Regions from separate parts of the Homo sapiens genome. Here region 1 is linked to region 2. A link is an interaction called in ENCODE POLR2A ChIA-PET data of the cell type or tissue named here. Cell type or tissue: Panc1. All regions are shown on one strand. Links, peaks and the distances in the headings refer to the core of each region. The heading gives the core; the rest is flanking DNA.

Evidence for each region. ChIA-PET counts read pairs that join two places held together with the same protein. Peaks named below come from ENCODE experiments on the same cell type or tissue, not always from the same donor. Only the 100,000 strongest peaks of a DNase experiment are listed, where the experiment ranks them.
Region 1: POLR2A ChIA-PET joins it to region 2 with 10 read pairs; 3 of 35 experiments call an interaction of 5 or more read pairs at or near these places.

Annotation. Positions count from the first base shown.
Region 1 is chr6:154,406,345-154,419,003 of GRCh38, forward strand. It overlaps CNKSR3 (CNKSR family member 3), which reads right to left. Exons shown (of 13, transcript NM_173515.4): 10 at 7,955-8,079; 11 at 4,590-4,798; 12 at 3,999-4,088; 13 at 1-308. The coding sequence ends at 10. Among named protein-coding and RNA genes, the nearest start is that of IPCEF1, 56 kb to the left of the region's middle. In Panc1, for the core only: no CTCF peak of the experiment used is centred there; a DNase peak (open chromatin) is centred at 4,387; H3K27ac peaks cover 446 bases.
Region 2 is chr6:154,467,760-154,480,418 of GRCh38, forward strand. The region is part of intron 1 of CNKSR3 (CNKSR family member 3); the gene reads right to left. Among named protein-coding and RNA genes, the nearest start is that of CNKSR3, 37 kb to the right of the region's middle. RefSeq lists a silencer at 9,173-9,373. In Panc1, for the core only: no CTCF peak of the experiment used is centred there; a DNase peak (open chromatin) is centred at 7,227.

The DNA.
Region 1 (12,659 bases), core at 3,546-11,545, 61 kb before region 2:
GGGTCCCTCTCAGTGAGTCAACAGTTTGAGGCGCGTAAACCAGCTGACCAGGAGGGACGGTTCTGTGGACGAGGACTTCGTAGCTGAGGAGCCAGATTTCTTTTTGGTCCCTTCCTCCTGGAATGGAATCGTGGCGCTGCTGTGGAGATCTGAGTTGATGTAGCACCTGCTTCCTCGGATGTAGTCCGCACCCCGGACCAGATGCCGCTCGGTCGTGGGTCTGGAGAACCGGTATGGGGGAGAGGAGCTCTCTTCAATGATCGGAGGAATCCGCTCGTTACTGAAATACCGGCAAAGGGCATCCTCCCCTGTTTCCAGACAAAGTCCATTAAGTCACAATCCCAGCCGGGCGTGGTGGCTCACACCTGTAATCTCCGCACTTTGGGAGGTCGAGGTGGGTGGATCACGAGGTCAAGAGATCTAGACCATCCTGGCCAACATGGTGAAACCCCGTCTCTACTGAAAATACAAAAATTAGCTGGCGTGGTGGCGGGCGCCTGTAGTCCCAGCTACTCAGAGAAACGTTTGAACCCGAGAGGCGGAGGTTGCAGTGAGCCAAGATCGCGCCACTGCACTCCAGGCTGTTGACAGAGCGAGACTCTGTCCCCTCCAGGAAAAAAAAAAAAAAATCACAATCCCCTACACAGTGCTCTTTGGAGGGCCCTCGGCCTGCCCAGACTTCTGCCACCACCCTGAATGTGGGCACCATACCTTTACTGCTCTCCTCCCTGGATTGGCCACAAGGTCCCACCTGTGGCTGGGCCCACCAATGGGTGCTCTGGAAGCAGAAATGGGAAGGGTCCCTCATACTTTAGGCTGCTTTAGCGCCTGAGAGGTAGCACACGGGTCTCCTTTAGTGGGTGGGGACCATAGAGTGTAGTGTCCCCGCGATGGCTGAACAGAACTGTTTATGCATTGTTTAATGCAGGGCATTCAAGCTGGGCATTCAGGAACATTCCCGAACAAGGAAAAGAGTGATCCTGCCCTAACTGCCAGCAGACCCCCTGGGATGTGGCTGGAATGTTAAGAAACTGAATAGAAACTTAAAATACAGTACACTTTGGTAACATGTAGCATCCTTGTGAAGCGGAAATTCTACACCCCAAAATGTGCAAAGATCTATGGACTCACGGATGCTTACTGAAACATTTATTTTTATGCTTATTTTTATTTTTTGAGACAGGGTCTCACTGTCATTCAGGCTGGAGTACAGTGGTGCCATCTCAGCTAGTTGCAGCCTCCATCTCCCAGGCTCAAGCGATCCTCCCACCTCAGCCTCCCAAGTAGCTGGGACTACAGGTGCGCACAACCACACCCAGCCGGTCTCGAAATCCTGAGACCAAGCAATCCACCTGCCTCAGCATCCCAAAGTGTTGGGATTAGAGGCATGAGCCACCACACCTAGCCTACTGAAACCTTTTTCAAATTTTAGAATTTGAATTTTAGAATTTTCTAAATTTTCTAAATTCTAAGTTTTCTAAATTTTAGAATTTAGAAAATTTTAGCCTTTTTCAAATTTTAGAATTTGAAAAAAAAAAAAAAAAAAAAAAACCTAAATTTCCAACAGTGGCACGTTGAATAAATAGGCGCTAGAGCCATAAGATGGCATTCTAATACGGCTATATTCTTTTCAAATATGGTGTAGATAATATTCATTTTTACATAGTATTATTGAATATTTACTTCTCCCCTTTTTTTGAGACGGAGTCTCACTCTGTTGCCCAGGCTGGAGTGCAATGGAGAGGTCTGGGCTCACTGAAACCTCCGCCTCCCAGGTTCAAGAGATTCTCCTGCCTCAGCCTCCCGAATAGCTGAGACTACAGGCGCCCACCACCACACCTGGCCAATTTTTGTATTTTTAGTAGAGACGGGGTTTCACCATGTTGGCCAGGCTGGTCTCGAACTGCTGACCTCGTGATCCGCCTGCCTTGGCCTCCCAAAGTGCTGGGATTACAGGTGTGAGCCACCGCACCTGGCCAACTTCTCCCATTTTGCACATTTTTCTAAGTATATAAATGTAAATACAGGAACAACTGGAAATCACACGAAACATTCACAGTGATTATTTCTTAGGTCAGAGAAACAGATTCCAGCTGAGTTTTATTTTCTCATGCCTTCCATGTTTTTCAATGTACTTGCTTTGCTTTTGTAATGAAAGGGGAACAGTCACATTGAAAAAGTGCCCATTGTCAAAAAGCCACATGTTGCATAAGTCTATTTATATGAAATGTCCAGAACAGGCAAATCCACAGAGTAGATGAGTGCCTGTCAGGGGCTGAAGAAGGACGGAATTGGGAGTGACTGCTAAAAGGCACAAGGTTTCTTTTTGGAGTGACAAAAATGTTCTGGAATAGTGGCAACTGGGGTACAACTCCGTGAATATACTAAAACCCACCTGACTGTATATTTTAAAAAGCTGAATTTCATGCAAAGAGTTATATCTCAATAAAACTGTTATTTTTTTAAGTGGCTGTGTATAGATAGATACCTTTATTCCAAAACAATCATGCAAGAAAAATATGCAAGGAGGAGTGGAGGGAACAAGTATTTTTCCATTTCCCAATTTCACACCCCATAACCCTGACACTTCATCTCTCCATGTATAAAATAAATAAAAGGCTCAACCCTGGCTCAGATGAACGGCAAGGAAGATGTTAACGTGTCTAAATCTAAACAACGGACAGCCCTGCCACCTGCTGACTGCTCCATGGATACTCACACGTTAACTAAGGGGATCCTGAATGGTAGGTACCCAGGCATCTTTCCCTTTTTCACTTTAGCATAATACAGGTGATATGGGTACTTAGGTGACAAACTTTACCAAGTCCCTAGAAAGGGTCAGGGGTCAATCAATCCCTTTGGAAGGTTAGGCTTCCAGAATTTTTTCTTCTTCCTTTTACTATCTAAAGCCTATTGTACTTTAACTTTTCAACTGCCCTTTGTTTCAACAACTGCAAAAACAATGTTATAATGTTCTGCCAATGATGACAATCAAATGCAATCTGGCAATAAAATGAGAATGTTTTAAAACATTTCACTCAAGACCAGCATAATAACCAGGGACTTTGATTACAGGGTGAATTAAACACAAATTTCTTTTCAAATAGTAACTGCCTTCTAACATAAGAAGGACTTGGAAGAAAAAAAAATCCATGTTTGTTCATCAGAAATCAAACAGACTCCAAAAATAAAAGCAACAAAATTTAGAATAAGATTGTTTAATGAAAGCTGGGCATGGTGGCACACGTCTGTAACACCAGCTATTCAGGAAGCTGAAGTGGGAGGATCACTTGAACCCAGGAGTTCAAGGCCAGCCTGGGCAACATAGTAAGACCCCATCTCAATTTTTAAAAATAAATTTTGAAAAAGATTGTTTAATGAATAATTTATTTCTATTCATTAAAAAATTAGACTATTGGCTGGGTATGGTGGCACATCCCCGTAATTCCAGCACTTTGGGAGGCTGAGGCAGGAAGACCACTTACAGCTAGGAGTTTGAGACCAGCCTGGACAACATATTGAGACTCTGTCTCTACCAAAAAAAAAAAAAAAATTAGCCAGCCGTGGTGGCGTGCACCTGTAGTCCCTGCTACTCAGGAGGCTGAGGCAGGAGGATCACTTGAGTCCAGGAGCTCAAGGCTGTAGTGAGGTATGATCACGCCACTGCACTCCAGCCTGTGTAACAGAGCAAGATCCTGTCTCTAAAAAGTAAATGAATAAAAATTAGACCATTAAAGTCTATAGCCTTTTTACAGCACTCAATGCTAATTAGGATATTTACAATCACTAACTAGGATTATATAATTTTGCCATTCTAGAAATAAGTAGGATCTTAAAGATCTTCAGCAGTCCTAATTTTACAGATGAGAAAACGGGACTCAGAAAGGCCAAGTACTCAGTCTACTTATTATAACACATTTAGAAACAGAGGTGAAACCAGGCCCTGGGGCTGTTCACTCCCCATTTGCTGTTCCTTGGTTTGCTTGGATGAAACGTACCTTTCCTGCCATGACCTCGAGGTCTGGCAAAAGGGTCCACAATCCCCATCCAGTTCCCATCAGCAGGCATGGACAAAGGCCGTGGCTTGCCTTCAGAGGGACGAGAAAGAAGGTGACAAGTTTGATGAGTTCTGGAACTTTAGTGAACCGTTCCCTTTATGTATAACTTAGACCTCACAATACCACACCCACTTAGACAGAAGCAATAACAAATTTTAAAATAAAAGTATTTTAAAGCACTGTATTTCCATAGCAGGAAATAGAGTGCTACTAAGATAGAGGCACATTAAACTTGAGCCTGTGAGTCTACAGAGCAAAGCAACTCCAAAGCTAAAACCCAGGCACTGAAAGTTAAAACTGTAACATGATCTCACCCAGTTGGGCTTTCATGCCAGGCAGAGTAATGACTCAACAAGGATCCGCTTGACAGAGATGAATAAAGGTCTCATACTTAGAATTTCATTGAGGTTTATGTTTTCCTCAGATTACTCTTGAAGTCTGCCAAATTCATCCAACAGTTCCAACTAAGGCAGGGGGCGGGGAGGAGAAGTCAAGGCCAACGGCAGAACAAAACAAACACTTGAAACTTACCATAAGATGGTGTTTTCTCTCTCATTTTTGTGGGCAGAATGTTGGTTTCCACCGAGTACCCAGGCAACTGATCCGAGTCTGCAATGGTGAATCTTCGTCTCCGGCTTTCCTGGTCCAAGAAGGAATTCGGGGACTCTGAACCCTTAGGACCAGGCAATGGTTGTTTGCACTTACTGGACCCTCCATAAACAAAACTGCCATTCTCATCCCTGGAAGATAATATGGACAATAATTAAGTTGTTTACAAAGATGTTCTCATACTGAAGAATTCCAGCAGTGCTGCTACCTCCAGCACACAGAAGATAATTTAAATTCTCCTTTTCCACTGGAGGAAAAGCATTCCTTTTGTCAACCCCAGTTGCCGCTCAAATACATACAGATCCTATTAAATAAGCAAAATACCATGACGTGATGAAATAAGAATAAATGCAGGCCGGACACAGCGGCTCCCGCCTGTAATCCCAGCACTTTGGGAGGCCAAGGCAGGTGGATCACCTGAGGTCAGGAGTTCAAGACCAGCCTGACAAACAAGGTGAAACCCCATCTCTACTAAAAATACAAAAATTAGCCAGGTGTGGTGGCAGGAGCTACTTGGGAGACTGAGGCAGGAGAAGTGCTTGAACCCAGGAGGCGGAGGTTACAGTGAGCTGAGATCATGCCACTGCACTCCAGCCTGGGCAATGGAGCGAGACTCCATCTCAAAAAAAAAAAAAAAAAAAAAGAAGAGTAAATGCAGGGTTTTTTTTAATATCCAAACAAATATAGCTTTGAAAAGACAGCTCTAGTTTTCCTGTGCTTCTGTGTGTAGCTGAATATCCTATTTACTACAGCAATCACACATTAAGGTATGCTCTAGCGAACCACGTTGCTCATGCCAAGAGTCGGATCTCTGCCAAAATCCAGCAAAAAAGACTTGATATATTATGAAGTTGTTAGATTTGAAAACCATGTCAAAAGATACAAAGGAACCTTTATAGTAACCAATGGAGAGTGATTCTTTTCTGAATCAAATACTACAAAAACCAGCAAAAGTTGGATCACTGATTCCATTCTAATTCTATCTACATGTCAGTTTAAACTGTAGGATTAATTTGAGTCCAAGTTACCAGCTGCTTAGTTTTTTTGCACTTGGTAAATTCCATTAGGCAAATCAGGACAAAAACTGCTAGACAAAATACAGAATCAACTGAGTCCCAAAGCAATCTACTAATCAGCCATGTCTGTGTGTGGTATTCCCAGGTGGGATGGCATCCACCTACCCCTCCCACCCACAAATATATCTCCTTCCATACCTTTAAACCGGGCATATAACTCCCCATTCACAAAGCTTTCATGACTCATGACTTGTTTCTCAGTAATCCATTCCCATTTTTCATTCCTCAGAAAATCCTTCATGAGTGGTGTGTGTGCACTCTCAAAAGCGTCTTCCCGAGCAGTTTAATCCAGCTCTCCTCCTAGCCCCAGGTTCCTTTATCTCTCACTATGTACACAGCACCCCTTTTCTTGCCACTACTCCAGGAACCCAGACAAGAATATTCTGGATCAAGGGAGGGTGCCTTCCTCCAGTTTCTGATAGAACAATCCACACATTAGTAGTGGAATGTCATGCTCTCTATATGCAGAGGGAAAGACTACCTGTAACTTTAAACACACTTAAGATCCTGCAAACCAGAATGCCCCGATCACCTGAGGTACATTCTCTACACGCTATAATAAGTTCTGAGTAAGCCAAGACTCAAGGAAATGGAAAACAATGTTGAATCTCTGCACCCAATGCAGAAGAAATACAATGAAGCAAATACCTCAGCTTCAAATGAAAACCAACAAACAAAAAATTCTGATAGAAAGTAAAATGTCACTGTAATAAAATCCAGCCTGAACTTTGTTTTATGAAATATTATAACCTAATCATATATTTCTCAATATATGCTTGAATTGTTGAATAAGACCCTGGCAGTTCTGTAGGGTCAAAGACCGAGTCTGTTTTGTGTCAGAGGGTAACCCAGACCCAATACTCAGGAAAGATATGCTGAATAAATGAGCCAGATTGTCTAGTTTTATCAACATATATAAATATGTGAGTTGATAAAAATAAGCCTAGATCACACCTAAATCATCCTGTACACTCTATATACCACCCTCATTATACCATACAGTATTCAAGTTAGCCATGAAGAAAGCAACTATCTTTTTAAGAATTTATGGTACACACACACACACACACACACACACACACACACACAAATATGAAATGTTCATACCTACACTCACAAGGTCTGAGTTTTTCTGTTTTTTGTTTTTTTGTTTTTGAGACTAGGTCTCACTCTGTTGTCCAGGCTGGAGTGCAGTGGTATGATCATGGTGTATTGTACTGCAGCCTCGACCTCCTGGGCTCCAGTGATCCTACCACCTCAGCCTCCTGAGTAGCTAGGACCACGGGTGCACACAACCACACCCAGCTAATTTTTTAAATTTTTTGTAGAGATGGGGCCTCACTATATTCCCCAGGCTGGTCTTGAACTTCTGGGCTCAAGCAATCCTCTGAACTGGCCTTCCAAAGTGCTGGAAATATTGGCGTGAGACACCATACCTGGCCACATAGGTTTTTTTTCAAGTTCTATGAAGAACACATCTTTCTCAGCAAAATCAAGCTGCAACTCTCATTAATCTCACAGAAATACTTATTATCTACCCCCTCAAGATGAATTTACCATGGAGTTAATGAAACTTAACCTGCAGGGCCCCCAATAGACCCTTCCAAGGCCCCAGGAGAGCACGTTTTCATTCGTTTTTCAAAAGTAAGGTATTGCTATATCCTTTTGTTTCTTTTTTGAGACAGGGTCTCGCTCTGTCACCCAGGCTGGATTGCAATGGCACAAACTCTGCTCACTGCAACCTCCACCTCCTAGGCTCAAGCGATTTTCCTGCCTCAACCTCCTGAGTAGCTGGGACTACAGGCATCTGCCACCAAACTCAGCTAATTTTTGTATTTTTTTATAGAGATGAGGTTTTACCATGTTGCCCAGGCTGGTCTTGAACTCCTGAGCTCAAGTGATCTGCCCGCCTCAGCCACCCAAAGTGCTGGGATTACAGGTGTGAGCGACCACACCTGGCCAATACTGCCATATTCTTTTCTCAGAAGGGCCCTCCCCACCAAACTGTATAGCTTCAAGCCCCACAGAACCCAGATATGTCCCTACACTCCTATAAAATAAGGCTGATCATACTTTTAACGGCAGTTCAAGATTCAGCCCTGTCACACTGTGGCTCAGCAACTTCCTCTCTCAAGATCCTCTTTTCACACCACCATTTACAAATGACACCAACAGGAGACAAGCATACCATGACAATGGACAGCAACATACCGGGGAGAGTAGGGAACAGCAGGCGGAGGAGGAATATAAAGATCCAGGATGGCTGACTTCTCCTTCTTCAGTGAGGTATCCATAGTGCTTTCAGGGGACTGGGTTGTCGCGGGTGGAGGTGAGGTCTGAAACAGGAGTAACACAGCAATGCAAAGAGTGGAGATCAATTCAGAGATGATTCTTGGTGTTTATTTCCCCTCCCCCAAACCAACACCAACCCCGTGTCTGAACAGGGACTGAGGTCATTCATGTGTTTACAGATATTGGCAATATTTAACTTACATTCTTCTTTGAAACCTTAGAATGAGCTGAGGGATTTGAATGACGATGTATAGTGGCAAGAAGCAGAGGCTTAGGAGCCAGGTGCCAGGGTTATGACTCTAGCTCTGAGCAAATCACTTAAACATCTGTGGCCTCCCTTTCCTCTTCTGTAAAGGAGTGATACTGATAATATCTCTTGCATAGAGCTGCAGTGAGAATTAGATGAGTTAGTTCATGAAAATTACTAGCAAGGCTGGGCACGGCGGTTCTTGCCTGTTACCCCAGCACTTTGGGAGGCCAAGGTGGACAATGGATTGCTTGAGCTCAGGACTTCGAGACCAGCCTGGGCAACATGGCGATACCCAGTCCCTACGAAAAAAATATAAAAATTAGCCAGGCGTGGTGGCACACGCCTGTAGTCCCAGCTACTTGGGATGATGAGATGGGAGGATTGCTTGAGCCCAGGAGGCAGAAGTTGCAGTGAGCGAAGAGTGTACCACTGCACTCCAGCCTGGGTAACAGAGTGAGACTCTGTCTCAAAAAAAAAAAAAAAAAAAAAAAAACAAGAAAGAAAAGAAAAGAAAAAGCAATCAGTAGCAGTGCTACTATTGACTAGGAGTATTGCTTGGAACTCTGGATGTGATCCTGGCTAGACTTACTAGCTGCCCATTTTTTTTTTTTTTTTTTTTAAGATGGAGTCTGCCTCTGTCTCCCAGGCTGGAGCACAGTGGCGCCATCTTGGCTCACTGCAACCTGTGCCTCCTGGGTTCAAGTGATTCTCCTACCTCAGCCTCCCAAGTAGCTGGGATTACAGGTGCGTGCCACCACACCCAGCTAATTTTTGTATGTTTAGTAGAGATGGCGTTTTGCCATGTTGGCCAGGCTGGTCTCAAACTCCTGACCACAGGTGATCCGCCCACCTCAGCCTCCCAAAGTGCTGGGATTACAGGTGTGAACCACCACGCACAGCCCTTATTAGCTGTTTATTGTTGAGCAAGTCACACAATGTCTCTGTGCCCCATCTATAAAATGAGAATAAATAGGGACAAGGATAGCACCAACATAGGGTGGCTGTGAGAATTAAGTAAGGTAACACATGTAAACAACTTAGGACACTGCTTTCCCATAGAAAATACACAACCTTATACCGTTTATTTTAGTACTATTTATACATATATGCATTCATATATACGAGTTAATCTTAACTTCAAATCCACATGGCTGAGTTTGAACTATGATACTGGTCTCAAAGGACATGGTTTTTAATATCTCATGTGAGAACTTCAATCTTACCTTCTACAATCTAACAATGACAACAATGATTTTTCTGGTTGGTAAAGAACAGCAAGGAAATCTTGGAGTCAAGGCAGGGAAATATTTGGTGAAGGCCAGTGAGACTGTGCCAAGCCCTGGGCAGACATAAAAAGGTACCCTTAGGCCCAGCGTGTGGGCACACACCTGTAATAATCCCAACACTTTGGGAGTCTGAGGCAGGTAGATCACTTGAGCTCGAGAGTTCAAGATCAGCCTAGAGAAAATAATGAAGCCCCGTCTCTACCAAAAAAAACAAAAACGAAAACAAAAAGCTACCCTTCAACCCTACCCAGCCTGGTTGTAATGGAAGAGATCTCTGAAGTGAAACTGTGACCTGATTCTAAGGATTGAAAGGACTGACTAGCCAGTGTGACGGAGCTAGACATGGCCACCAGGAGATTCACAGAGGACAGCTCATTTTCAGGAGAGATACCAAGTCACAGGGGCAGGGACTGAGCTTTCAGTCTTCCAGAGTAGAACCCCCATATTTTAAACCGTGGCCATTAATGCATAATCTATCAATTCTACTCAATTTGTAATTGATTGACATCTCAACATGTCAATTTCGGACCATATCTGAAAACATGAGGCCAGGATCCAGATTCTCCAAATCTTAGAAGCAAAAGTAAACTAGAACATTTCCACAAAATTGATGCTCCCTGAAAACACACATATTGATAATTACTTCTATATCAGTAACTCTCATTTCCCAGGAGTGTGGCATCAAAACAGAGTGGTGAATGCCTTTTCTATGATAGGACAACAGTAATGATGTTGAACAACTTAGAGCTCTCTTCTGAGAAGGGTGGGTGCCCAGGTACAAAGAATAATGAAGAATGGAACACAGAGAAACCCCCAGGGCTGGGGACTAAGTCTGCAGAGTATTTGTCTACCAGAGTTTATATTCTGAAAATATCCTGGGCACATCGCAAGAACACCTGGTAACTAAGCTATAAAATGGTGTCTGCATTTTGATGGTAATTATCTCCCTGTGTCACAAGCAAAATTAGGAGTCTCTGTCTCTCACCAGCACCTCTTCCCCAAACTGCAGCTAGAGGGACTTGGCAGGAAAGTAGGCAAACCAGAGAACATCGCAGTGTCTCTTCTTAAGTGAATTTCCAGAAGTCAAGGGACCAACGCTAGCCTGAACTTAAAAATTATTTTCACTCATGTTCTGAACATAACCATGTGAGTTTTCCTCTATTGCCTCAAACTCAATTATGCTCAAAATACCTAACATCTCTTCCTTCCAAATGGCCTCTTTTCTGACTTTCCAATTTTTGTCACCACGCAGGTTCCCTGTCACATTGGACACTTGCTTCTCCCTAGCCTTGCTGGCCTTTCTCACCCTTACCCCAAAACATTTTCGAATAGTCAACACTATTAAAGAGAAGAGCATGGCTTGGAAAGATTACATACCTTGACTAAGGGTCCCACAACAGCTAGTAAGTGGCAGAGCTGGGATCTGAACTGAAGTGGTTCAACTCAGAGGCCACATTCATAACCACTAGGCTGTGCTGCTTCCTGAGGCCTTCTGATGTGCTTCCCAGTGGCCTCCAGCATTCTTAGTCTTTCTTTCACTGAATCACCCATCACCAGCCTTGCCCAGGACCACATCGCCCTGTAGCTACCCTTATACAGCAGCCTCCCTTTTGGTGGTTCTTATGTTTAGATGTTATTATGGGCTGAACTGTGTCCCCTAAAATTCCTGTGTTCAAATTCTCACCCCCAGTACCCAGAATGTGACTGTATTAGGAGATAGGGTCTCTAAAGAGGTGGTTAAGTTAAAATGGAAGTCATTAGGGTGGGCTCAATCTGACATGACTGGTGTCCCATAAGATTAAGACACAGACATATATGGAGGGAAGACCACACGAGAACAGAGGAAGAAGACCACCATTTGCACACCAAGGAGAGGGTCCTCAGAATGAAGCCATCTCCACTGACTCCTTGACTTTGAACTTCTACCACCCCGTATGGCAGGCCTAGCTGAGTAATAGAGGTATTAATGTAAAAGCAGCTGTCAACTTGTCACCTGTGGAAGAAAGCCCATGCTCCCCAGCCTGGCACTCCATACCTGCCAATATAGTCTCAGGCAACCAGTCCAACTTTATCTCCCACCCTCAGCTCCACAGAGTCTGAGCTACTCATTTCTTCTGGTAGAAGCTCTGGAGCCCATCTAGAGTCTCACTACCGCCACTACCACCCCCCGCTGCTGGGAATGTCAGCTGCTAAAGCACACAGCTGCCCCTTCTCAGAAGAATGGCCCTCAGCTGACGGAGCTGCCTCGCCCGAGCAGGGCCACCAGAACCCGGAGCTGTGTGGCTCCACCAGGATGCTTCGTCCTGCATAGTAGGTCAAGGCTACGCTGCACCTGAGAGGCATCCTTGCTGCCTCCCCGTCATCATTCTGCCTTTCTCTCTCCCTTACCAGTTTTACTTGGAGCACATACCCTCAAAATTGCTTTCACAAGGATGTACACCTAAGACTCTGCTCTAGGAAACCTTATCTAAGACACCGCCCTTCCCCGATGGTGGTCTATCTATGTTTTGTGGGCGAGTGTGTTTGAAGAATAGCATTCATCTCCTCTACCATACATGCTCCCATCCGCCAATGCAAATCCCACCTACCCTCCCAGGCTCCCACCTCACAGTCCATACCTCTCTCTCCTTCAGAATCCAACATTTATCTTATGCAACAATTAGCGGGCAGAGCAAGCATTTGACAGGCACTCCATCAATTACCTACAAGGAATTAGCGCCTCTGGAATGTTAAGCATCATATTCTGAGAAATCCAAAAAAATCTAACCAAGTTTAAATTTTACACTGACCAATGCCAACAGAAACAGCTGGAGTATAATCAATAGGCTCAGTTATGGGCAATGATCTTTTGGCTCTGACTGCAAAAGCACAGGTGACAAAAGCAAAAACAGACAAGTGGGATTACATCAAATTAAAAAGCTTCTGCATAGCAAAGGAAATAATTGACAAGGCAGAGTCAACCTAAAAAATATCTGCAAACCATACATCAGATAAGGGGTTAATACCCAAAGTATATAAGGAACTCAAAGAACTCAACAGCAAAAAAAAAAAAAACAAAACACAAAGAACCTGATTTTAAAAATGGGTA
Region 2 (12,659 bases), core at 2,993-10,992:
TTTTGTTTGTCTGTTTTGAGATGGAGTCTCGCTCTTGTCGCCCAGGCTGGAGTACAATGGTGCAATTTCGGCTCACTGCAACCTCCGCCTCCTGGGTTCAAGTGATTCTCCTGCCTCAGCTTCCTGAGTAGCTGGGATTACAGGTGCCCACTACCACGCCCGGCTAATTTTTGTACTTTTAGTAGAGACAGAGTTTTGTCATTTTGACCAGGCTGGTCTCGAACTCCTGACCTCAGGTGATTTGCCTGCCTCAGCCTCCCAAAGTGCTGGGATTACAGGCATGAGCCACCACGCCTAGGCTTTTTTTTTTTCTTTTTTTTCTTTTTTTTTTTTTTGAGACAGGGTCTTACTCTGTCGCCCAGGCTGGAGTACAGTGGTTCGATCTTGGCTCACTGCAGCCTCCACCTCTTGGGTTCAAGCAACTCTCCTGCCTCAGCCTCCTCCCAAGCAGCCAGGATTATAAGCAGGCACCACCACACCCAGCTAATTTTTGTACTTTTAGTAGAAATGAGGTTTCATCATGTTGGCCAGGCTGGTCTTGAACTCTTGGCCTCAAGCAGTCCACCCTCCTTGATCTCCCACAGGGCTGGAATTACAGGCATGAGCCACTGCACCCAGCCCATATATATTTTATACACACACACACACACACACACACACACACACACACACACCATGACCATCTAACCTAAAAAAGTCCACCTTTGTATCACAGTCACTTCTATCATACTGCCTTTTAAATTTTTTCCTTCTGAAGACAACACTTTTTGAAATTACCGACTCTATTAGGATAATGGCTTCCTGTCTGTCACCTCCTCTAAAACATCTGCACCGTAGAATTAGGGATCTCATCTGTCTTATTACCTGCAGTATCTTCTCCACCTCCTAGAACAGATTCTAGGAGGCACTTAGTAAATAACTACTGAATGAATGAAGAACGAACGCCTCCCCACACACCAAAGCAACAGGAAGCCATTATGGAAAAATTCAAATATAGCGGACACAGAGTCAGACAACTTGGGCTTAAGAACCAGCTTGACTTCCTGATTTCCTCTCTGTGTACAGAAGTTGCTTAATCCCTAGACCTCAGTTTCCTCAGCTTTATACTAAGATAGGGTGGGCATAATGGCTCATGCCTGTAATCCCAGCACTTTGGGAGGCTAAAGTGGGAGGATCGCTTGAGCCCAGGACTTAGAGGCTGCAGTGAGCTAAGATCGTGCCACTGCACTCCAGCCTGGCCAACAGAGCAAGGCCTCATCTCTAAATAAATAAATAAAGTAAGAAAATAACGAAGTACTGTGTTTGACAGTTCTTTGCAAATTAAAGAGTACTTTATTATTGCTGTTAATGACATCTTGAGTCAATATTTATACTGGCATCAAAGAAAAAATTCATTAGCATAAATCCTTAAATAAGCAAGTTAATCTGGCAAGACTGAACTTTCTCATCTTCAACCCCATTTTGCAACTGATTGGCTACCTCTCAAGTGCGTGATAGTTTGTTTACAAATAATAGTAGAAAGAAAGTATAAAGACCAGGGTTCAGGCCCCTACTCTACCACCCAACTTTAAGCCCTCCTCCCCCATCATCATCGCATATGAATAATAAATATATGAATAATCCAGAGACCTCAGAGTGCTACTGTGAAGATAAAAACCTAGTATTACACTTTGTCCAGCCAGTTGGAGCTTGCTCATGTCAGCCTACAATAGGATTTTGGCACCAAAGGCTACGTGGGCACCATCAGGAAAAGCACCATCCTATTAAACAGTGGGACGATGACACCAGTCCCATTCCATTGGCAACGCTAGACAACACCTCCACAAAAAGCCTTCTATCACCAGTCCTATGTTCTTTTGCTACCAGATCTTTCTTATTAAGATGTAATTCATGTACCATAAAATTTTCTCTTTTAAAGTGTACAATTCAGTGGATTTTAGTATTTCCACAAGGTTATGCAACAATCACCACTATCTACAGCTGACCCTTGAACTAACTTGGGGTTAGGCATGCCAACCCCCTCATAGTAAAAAATCCATGTGTAACATTTGACTTTCCCAAAGCTTAACTGCTAATAGCCTACTGTTGACCAGAAGTTTTACAGATAACATAAAGTCTATTAACACACAGATTTATATCTACATATATTTTATGCATTCATGACATACCTTTTTCTTAATTTTTTCTGATATTTTGAGACTACAAAGTTTTTTCAAATTGTTGCAAATCTCCAAAAAATTTTCCAGTACGTTTACTGAAAAAAAAAATCTACTTATAAGTGGACCTGTGAAGTTCAAACCTACATTGTTCAAGGGTCTACTGTAATTTGAGAACATTTCCATCACCCCAAAAAGAAACCCTACCCACGAGCCATCATTCTTTATTTCTTATTCTCCCAACTCCTGTAATAAAGAACCTACTTTCTTTCCTTTTTTTTTTTTTTTTTTTTTTTTTTTTTTGAGACAGGGTCTCACTCCATTGCCCAGGCTGGAGTGCAGTGGTGCAATCTCAGCTGACTGCAACCTCTGCCTCCCAGGTTCAAGCAATCCTCCCACCTTCAGCCTCCCAAGTAGCTGGGACTACAGATGCAAGCTACCATGCCCAGCTAATTTTTGTGTTTGTAGAGACAGGGTTTCACCATGTTGTCCAGGCTGGTCTCAAATTCCTAAGTTCAGGAACTCCACCTGCCTTGGCCTCCCAAAGTGCTGAGAACGAATGTACTTTCTATCTCTATGATTTGCCTGTTCTGAATATTTCATATAAATCATTTCATACAATATGCAACCTTTTATCTTTGTCTTATTTCATATATCATCAGGTGATCAAGGTTTATCTATGTTGCAGCCTGCACCAGTACTTCAGTCCTCTTCATGGCTGACTAATATTCCATTGTATAGATATACCACATTTTTATCCATTCATCAGTTGATGGACACTTGGGTTTGTTTCCTCTTTTTGGCTATTATAAATAATGTTGCTATGAACATTCATGTATAGGTTTTTAGGTGAATGTACGTTCTCAGTTCTCTTGGGGATATACCTAGGAGTGGAACTGTTGAGTCATGTGGTAACTCTTGAACATTCTGAGGAACTGCCAAACTGTTTCCCAGAGGAGCTGCACCATGTTACATTCCTGCCAGCAATTTATGAAGATTCCAATTTCTTCACATCTTCACCAACACTAGTTATCATCCATCGTTTTTAGTATAGCCATAATAGTGGGTAAGAAGTAGTGTATTATTGTGTTATCAGATTTTAACATCCAAATTTTAAGTAGGTCCTCAGAAACAGAAACTAAATACCAGACAGTGGAAGAAAAAAAATCCATATTACGCCAAGACAGTATTCCCAAACTTCAGTCATTCAGTCATTCAAGTACTACCCTCATGATTTTACCAAATCTGAGTGTCATTTCTACTTATTTACTTGTTTAACAAATCAATTCATTTTTAATTTCATTTTTATAAGAACCTTTAAGTCACTGCTATAAATATGTGTTGCTTGCCATAAATAGAAATACCATGAATGCACACTTTGGGAGGCTGAGGCAGGCAGATCGCTTGAGGTCAAGAGTTCGAGACCAGCCTGGCCAACATGGTGAAACCCCATCTCTACTAAAATTATAAAAAGTAGCCAGGCATGGTGGCACAGAGGCATGCAATCCCAGCTACTGGGGAGTCTGAGGCAGGAGAATTGCTTCAATCCAGGAGGCGGAGGTTGCAGTGAGCCAAGATCGCATCATTGCACTCCAGCCACGGCAACAAAGCAAGACTCCCTCTCAATAAATAAATAACATGAATATAAATATGAAAGCAAAGCAAACTTAGCTAGATGGAACTGTCTCCCAGGGCCTGCTTATTCATGCTAAAAGAAAAATTTGCAAATAAAAGGTGCTGGAAAAATGACAGCTACAGAGAGAATCTTTCCTTGACCTCATCAAACAGACTGGACAGCAAGGTGCTGGAACCATCAGTGACACAGTAGTTCCCTGTCACGTTTGTGTCTCTTATAACGTAATCTCTTTACTATCCCAGGCACCTCACTTTGAGAGACCCTGCCATAACGCTTCAGGAAATGCCAGTCCTGAAATAGAAGTCCAGTTCCATAGTGGCCATCATACTGGGGGTTTTGATGGACAATTCTCTACATAGCCCATTACACTTGGCTGAGGGTGTCCCTACTTCATGGTAACAAACCTTGTTCAGCAAATTTCCAATAAGTCTGCCCATTCTCTAGCTGCAAGCACCTGGCTTTTCAAGTTTCAACAAAAACAACTTTCAGAGCAAATATACGTAATACAAATTAAAATAAAGAGCACCTGCCCTGGGCAGGCAAGCCCAGACAGCGCTATCCATAATGTGACAAAGTGCCTGGATGGGCTTTACTGACAGAACTGGCCCCAAGTATAATTTAAAAAAAACACACACACAATGCACTGGTTGTGCTTAAATACAATTCAGCCTTCCTCACCCAGCCCAACACACGTACTATTTATAGTGAGATAAAAGCAGCCAGTGACAGCATATTTGGATGCCTCCAGATTTTAAGAATAATTATCATCTGTCATCATCCAAGCTTAATAAAATACTAAATAGTATATTACATTAAAAGAAAAGGAGTGATGATTAAATCTGAAGGTACTCCACTGCCTCTGTACCTGGGTACTCCTCCTGGGCCCTCAGATCTCTGCTCACACATCCTTTTCACTGGGAACACTTCCCTGGCCCTCAACTCTAAATCCCCCTTATTTCGTATCTCGGGATACCTATCATTTCCCTTCCTAGCACATCTCGCTATGTAGTTTACTCTATGGATGGCTGGTGTCTGTCTCCCAACAACAAACCCCATGAAAACAAAAACCACGACTGTTTTGGTCCACATCATGCCGCCAACAGCTACAACAGTTCTTGGGACAGAGGAGATATTCAAGAATTATTTGCTGAATGGATGAGTTCAGAGGATGTCAAAATTGTATAAATTTTTTTTTATTTTATAAGGTCTGGCCATACTTAGAACTACCACTAAGAGTACATCTTTAAAAGGAAAAAAAAAAAAAAGCAAAACAACAACAACAAAAAAACGTACAGGGCAGGACTCTACAACTTTCTAGAGTTCCCTGCTAACTGACTACAACCCAGGCTATCCCATACAATAGGAACCTCCCTTTCTTCTAAACTAAGTGAGGTATCGAGTCTATCAATGAGCTTTTATGGAGGGCCTGCTGGTCAGTGGAGGGAAGTTGGTGATGAAGGAAGGAAGAAGGCAAAGAAACTAAAATGGACTGAGTGCTTACCATGATACACACATTCCTCCTTCAGTCCCCAAAGAACCCTCCGTGATCACCATGGTGCATCTTAGGCTTATAAAATGTAGTAACTTGCTCAAAGTCACACAGCTAATCTATGGTCAAACAGGAACAAGTATCTAGTTCATTATGAGCTGAAGACGTTAGACAAGTGCCAGAGAGCACACACACGTTGAAAGGGGCCAGAAAATAATGGACAAAGTTAGATGATAGAGCTAGTGGGGCTATTGTTAGTTTATCATTTTCTATGCGTTAGGCATAGGACTAAAGCATTGACTCGCAAAATTTGATGTGTTCATCATACAAGCTCCAGGAGGTGGGCACAATGATTATCGCCATTTTTTTAGGGTGAAACTGTAGCTTAAAAGAGTGACCTGGAAAGTGGTTGAAATCTGAAGCCCAAGCTGTCTGAGTTCACATTCAGAGCAATGACCCCTGCCTCCACCTCCTGCCACGATGCTGGGGGAGAATGGCATAAACAAGGCACAGAAGAGGAATGAGGACGTTGTACAGTGAGCGCATGCATTTAGGGAGTGTCTACTCTACAGGGTAACGAGTAGAGGTGAACGACAGAGCCCGGCTCTTACAGAGCATCTAGAAGACAGTGAAGTCAGAGTGGGTCTGACATATAGGGTCTGGAGTCAGGTCGCCTGGATTCAAACACTGACTAGCTGTGCAACTTAGACAATCACTTAATTTTCCCATGCTCAGTTCTCTCCACTATTTTTTTTTTCTTTTTGAAACAGAGTTTTGGTCTGTCACCAGGCTGGAGTGCAGTGGCATGATCTCAGCTCACTGCAACCTCCGACTCCCTGGTTCAAATGATTCTCCTGCCTCAGCCTCCCAAGTAGCTGGGATTACAGGCACGTGCCACCACACCCAACTAATTTTTGTATTTTTAGTATAGACGGGGTTTCACCATGTTGGCCAGGATGGTCTCGATCTCCTGACCTTGTGATCCGTCCACCTCGGCCTCCCAAAGTGCTGGGATTACAGGCGTGAGTCACTGTGAATGGCAATAGTTATCACACCTACCTCATGGGGTTATAAAAAAAAAAAATGGGACAGCTGGGAGCAGTGGTTCACACCTGCAATCCCAGCACTTTGGGAGGCTGAGGTGAGCAGATCATGAGGTCAGGAGATCAACACCATCCTGGCTCACATGGTGAAACCCCGTCTCTACTAAAAAACATAAAAAATTAGCTAGGCATGGTGGCATATGCCTGTAGTCCCAGCTACTCGGGAGGCTGAGGCAGGGGAATCGCTTGAACCCGGGAGGCGGAGGTTGCAGTGAGCTGAGATCGCACCACTGCACTCCAGCCCGGGTGACAAAGCAAGACTCCGTCTCAAAAAAAAAAAAGTGGGGGGGGGCAATATAAAGTCCTTCAACATACCCAGCACACATCAATATTAGCTATTATTGTTCTTGGAACTAATGGAAAACAAAAACAAGGTTAGATGGGAAAGATATGGCCAAAGTAAAGGACCGTGGAAGGATTGAGTTCAGCAGGGTCTAAAGAATGTGCAAGATAGACGGGGGCTTGCTAGAGTCAGAGATGCCCTTGGGAAGGCAGCTGGGCCATCCGGATGTGGGGTGGTGTGCCCCTGGCACAGCCGTAGACTATAGTGTCATGGGAGAAAGAAATGGACAGGATGAGATGATGGACTACGACATCACATGAAAGGCAAAAACTAGCCAAAGAGGGTGCCAAGGGTTTGGACCAGGTTCAAACTCTACACTAGACAGAAAATGTGGCACAAAAGAGAGAGGAGAAGTGTGGGAAGAAGATGAGGTCATGCCTTTCCTCCTGTGCCTGCTGACTTGACAGTGGCTGTGAGTGAGTCAGAAAGTTGGGCAGAGACTGCGGGCCTCAGGAGGCTCCAGACCAGGGCCCTGCGGAAGAGCTGGCCCAAGGAAATCACCATTTACTGAGCATATACTATGTTTACATTGTTCATGGTTAAATCTAAGTCTTGTTTTTTCCTTCTGAAAAGTCTGCAAGATCACTCCTGATCTCCCTTGTACACGAGGAAGCTGATGGAGAGGGACTGGGGACATTGCTGAAGATGACACAGCTAAAAAGTGGTAGAACTGGTCTTGAGGTCCAGGCCCATCCGACTCCAGAACCCATTGTCTTCCCACTGGGAGGCTCAGCCAGAGAAGCCGGGAGGTAGAACAAGTTCTGCTAAGAAGCCAGCACCTCAGAGTTACAACACACGCCTGGCCCTTCTCCACCTCGTCCCTCCTGGCCACCATCTCTCCCCCTGGGCGCCCTTCCCTCCCCTTCTCCAATCCAGCACTGTGCTCATTAGGCAGGACCCAGCAATAATCCACCCTCATCCATGAAGTTTTCACGCCCCCTCCCCGGTGGAAATGGTCACCTCCTCCATCTGCTGCGGCCCTTGCTGTCCTCCCTACCCACCGGCATGTATAGACAAGCTTCAACTCAGGTGTGGTGTTCTGGCCACCTTATGCCACCCGCTGACAGATGGGGCTGATTCTGCTATTGGGCATTTCCCAGGGCCTCTTGCTCCCTCTCAGCTCCATCCAAGTCCCCCTGAAAGCTGCACTCTCAGTCAAATGTCAGTCTTCTGGGGACAGGAGGACTCCCCAGCCCTAGGCCTTCCTGGGGCGGAGCCACCCTGCTGCACCTCTGACAAATTCCAAGTACTGTGGCTAGCTCTGCTCCACTACGTCCTCCTCCAAACTAGAATGTAAGTTTCTAGAAAGAAGTCATTTCCCTGTGCTGTTTGTAGTGCCTTACACGTGGTCGACGACCAATAAATAACCACCATTGTCAAAGATGATAAAAAAACCTTAAGTACAGTAACACCTCACCTCACACAACTTGGAACCAAAAGGCAAGCCAGGGGACCTCTAGGCAAACAGTGTAAGAAGGCTTGGGGGTGTTGTTTTTACCCTGCAAACCCAGCAGTGATGCCAGCAGAAGTAATAATATCATTTTTTTTTTTCGGATATGGATGGTTCAGCGTTAGAAAGACTTGAAAAAACAAAATGAGTCCTCCTTCTTTGAAATGTTAAAGATATGATAAAACCTATGCCATCAAGTACATTCGCTTGACTTAAGGCCTTCTAAGACAGACCTTCGGGCCGGGCGCGGTGGCTCACACCTGTAATTCCAGCACTTTGGGAGGCCAAGGTGGATGGATCACCCGAGGTCAGGAGTTCAAGACCAGCCTGGCGAACATGGCGAGACCCTGTCTCTACTAAAAACACAAAAATTAGCTGTGCGTGCTGGCAGGTGCCTGTAACCCCAGCTACTTGGGAGGCTGAGGCAGGAGAATCACTTGAACCCAGGAGGCGGAGGTTGCGGTGAGCCGAGATCGTGCCATTGCACTCCAGCCTGGGCAACAAGAGCGAAACTATGTCTCAAAAAAAAAAAAAAAAAAAGACAGACCTTCACCCAAGGCCTGTTTGTTCTCATTTTAGAAAGCAGAAAAGTTCTTTTGTTTCCCAGCCTTCAAGAGAGACAAGTTTAGTAAATCCAAAAGAGGAGCCAGTGTGTGTTACTTGGAGCATCGGTTACCTAAAAGCCAAGGACAGTAACTTAGAAAACATGGCATTCTGGGGTCACTCGGCAAAGTAGTCATACGAGTATCGGTAGGCCCTGTCATTATGGTAACCACACACTTCAGTGATTCTGAATAATTCATTCTTTCATAAGCAAGGAATGAAGAAATCATTAACTCAGGTTGAATGTACTCTGTAAGCCCAAAAAGTTAAAAATTTATTTTAGAAAGGTTTCCATCCAAAACTACAGGGAAAAATTAAAAATATCCAGGTCTTAAAAATATCCAGGTTTAAAGACCTTAAACCAGGTCTTAAGGTTCGGTTATCAGGAAAATCCCTATATATGAAACAGTTCATTCCCTCATGGGCCCAGCAAACAGAATGAGACATCATATCAATTCTCTCAGAAGAACTGCAGAATGTCTACTTTCTTATCTTCTTTTAACTTTGCAAATAGCCCAACTATGAAATGCACATGGCTGTGAGGTCAGGATGTCCTGAAGCCAATTTAAGGACCTAAAAAAACCTATTTTTACATAAAGAACCAACTTTATTTCAAAGCATTTCAAAAAAAGACAATTCCTTCAGATTTTTCAATCACTGAACTATCAAAAATGATTGTAACATTATAACATCATGGCTTTTATTGGAATACCTGGGCAGCTATCAGCTTTGCAGAGTGAAAAAAAAAAATTCTGAGCTTCTTTGTAATTTTTATTTTTATTATTTATTTATTTATTTTTGAGCAGAGTGACCCAGGCTGGAGAGCAGTGGTACAATCTCGGCTCACTGCAACCTCTGCCTCCCACTTTCAAGCAATTCTCCTGTCTCAGCCTCCTGAGTAGCTAGGACTACAGGAGCACACCACAAAGCCCAGCAATTTTTTTTTTTTTTCTGTATTTTTAGTAGAGATGGGGTTTCACCATATTGGTCAGGCTGGTCTCGAACTCCTGACCTCAGATGATCCACCTGCCTCAGCCTCCCAAAGTGCTGGGATTACAGAAGTGAGCCACGGTGTCTGGCTGCTTCTCTGTAATTTCTAGTAGTTTCAAAATGTCACTGATGGAATGACATTGATACTAGCTATTGGTAATTAACTAGGCCAGCAAAGCTTGGGCCCACCCAAGGTAGCCTGAAGAGCAGGACTGCTAATGGACTCCCAATCAATGTGCATGGAGGCTCTCCCTAAATACTTGTCATCAGCTCTCCTGCCATCCACACTGCTCTTCAAACACCCAAATGCACTCATGTGACTCCCCTGATTTAGACCTTCAGTGATCCTCCCATCATTCACTACAAAGATGAGTCCAAATCCCCTAACATCACTCACCGCCAGGCACCAGGGGAGCCATCACAGAAGAACGTCCTGCTCTGCTGGGGCTTCCGTCCTTATGACGGAAGAGAGGCAGCGAACACACAAACCCAGAACAGGGCAGGCGGTAAGTGCTTGGAAGAAGGCTAAGGCAGGCACCGGGGCTGCAGAATGGCACTTATCCAAGAAGTCCTCTCAAGAAAGGTGAGTACAGCCTGAATGACATGACCATATGACAAGCAAAGGCCTCCCAAAGCTGGCCCGAGGCCTGCTGGCCAAGCTCCTCCTCCGCCCGTCCTCCTCTTGCAACCTGCACTCCAGCCTCGGGAGCTGGGATTCCTTCTCCTAACACACCTCGCTGCTTCCACACTCCATGCATTTGCATTTGCTCTTCTTCTGCCTACAGCATCACCCACACACCTATCTGGTCTGGCCAACTCCTCCTGATCCTCCAAGGCTCCCCAGAAGCTTCTCCTCCTTTTTGAGGCCTTCTCTGGACACCAACCACGCACCAGCTTCCTCACCAGCAAGATTCATCACTTCTCCCTTCTGCCCCTCTGGACTGCACCGTGTTTATTCATGTGTCTGACGCCTGAGCAAAGTGGAGTTCCTTAAAGTCCCGGAGCTGTGACACTCATCTCCATAGCAGCAGCCCCAGGTCCTTCAAGACAGCCGTGCCTCTAGGGCCTCTGTTAATAAAGGAATGAAATGCACATCCTCTTTTTACAATGCCATCTTTGAAAAGGTCTGCCCATGAAGAAAGCACAAACAAATGCCTTTTTATTTAAAACTCCCTTTGTAAAAATCACTCTCCTTTTTTCCTGAAACCTGCATCTTTTAAAAGTCCTTTTGGGTTCTTCCCCCTGTAAAACTATCTTGACACCTAGCCATGTATCACGGCACATGAAGCAGCTACAACACTGCAGTTGGAAAAACATTATGCTGTGAAGGAAGAAACTCTATCTGCCAAGACACTTAAAGGCTTGCTACAGATATCATGAGAATGCCATGCTGGCCACAATGAAAGCAGCTTGGACACTCCTTTACAGCCTGTGATCATTTTCACAAACATTTCCTAAATTCTACATAGTAAAACTTTCTTTCCAAGGAGGACAAATTGTTTAAAAAGGGGGAGGAACATATTCTTTTCTGGTTTTGTTTTTCTGTAGTTAAACTCTGAGCTTTAAAAACACAGCCTATACCCCCCCATCCTTAGAACACCCAAACAGAAAGTCATTTGGAAGTAAAAAGGAAAAAAGTGGCCAGGACTCAAGACAAATGGCTCCCAATAAAGGAGATGGATTCAGAGAAAAAAAAAAAAAATATTCTTTCAGTGCAGATTCCACTACTGTTACTTGAGTTTCCATTCTGTTTTCAATGTGAGGCAAATAAAATTGTAGAAGTGAGAGCCTCCCATGTCGGTGGAAGGGAGTTGGATTCAGAATCAGGTTCTAACTGCAGAAACACAGGCCAGATCTCATAAAGACCAGCCCAAGCCACGCTGACAGCTGGCCCTCCTCAAGCCTAAACTAGAGCTCCAAAACTGAAGACCCCCTAAAAATAACAAAGAAAGAGCATTCAGCTGCTCCATCCAAACTCAAGCACAAAAGAAAGCGGGGGTAAAAATCGTTTCCATATTTCACATAAACACAGATCTCACTGCGACAGCTAGGAATGCATGAGTCAACCAAGGACTGACAATAATTACTGCACACATCGAGGCCCCCCACTACAATTCAAGACGAGAATGTGCAACACAGAACGAAAATTATGGACGTCTCTATTGGGAAATGTTTGTGCTTACATATTTCAAGATGGCTCTTTTAAAAAAAATAAAGTGTCCTTTTACGTGAGCTTTTAACTTTTTTGTTGTTGTTGTTCCAGAGAAAGCACCTGGAAGAGACTTTAAAATTTAAAACTTGTCCCAGAGTCACGTGAGATTTTATTCTTGCAACTTACTGTAACTGTACACTGTGAGTTTCTCCCAGCCCCCAGACTCCCTCACACGGTGGTTAAGATTAGTTCTGCCCCTGAACAGACTGGGGGTTTAACTGCACTGCAGTGGCCCTTGTGGGGCAGGAACAGAGGCAAATAAATCACAGAATGGCTGTAATTCCAGAAGAACAATTTTGGGGGAAGTAAACTTTCTCGTTGTTGGCTGTCAGGAACGGAAAGTTATCTATGGTGTACAGTGTTGAGAACCAGGCACCAGATGTCTGGTGCTGGGGCCGTCTCATTTCATGAAAAGGAATGTTTTCTTTTAAATGTCTAAATAACAAGTACCATTTCCTGAGCCCTTCTGTATTCCACAACATAAGCTGGGCACTCTCTCCTGCTGTTTCATTAATGCTCATAACAGCCATGTGATGTATTATTATGCCCACTTTGCAGATGTGAAAGCAAGCTCCGAAGGGCTAAATGCTCAAGGTCATACTACCATTGAGTGCTAGAGTGAGGATTCAACACGGGTTATTTTACTTTGCCCCAGACTGGCTCTGCTTTCCCCCTAC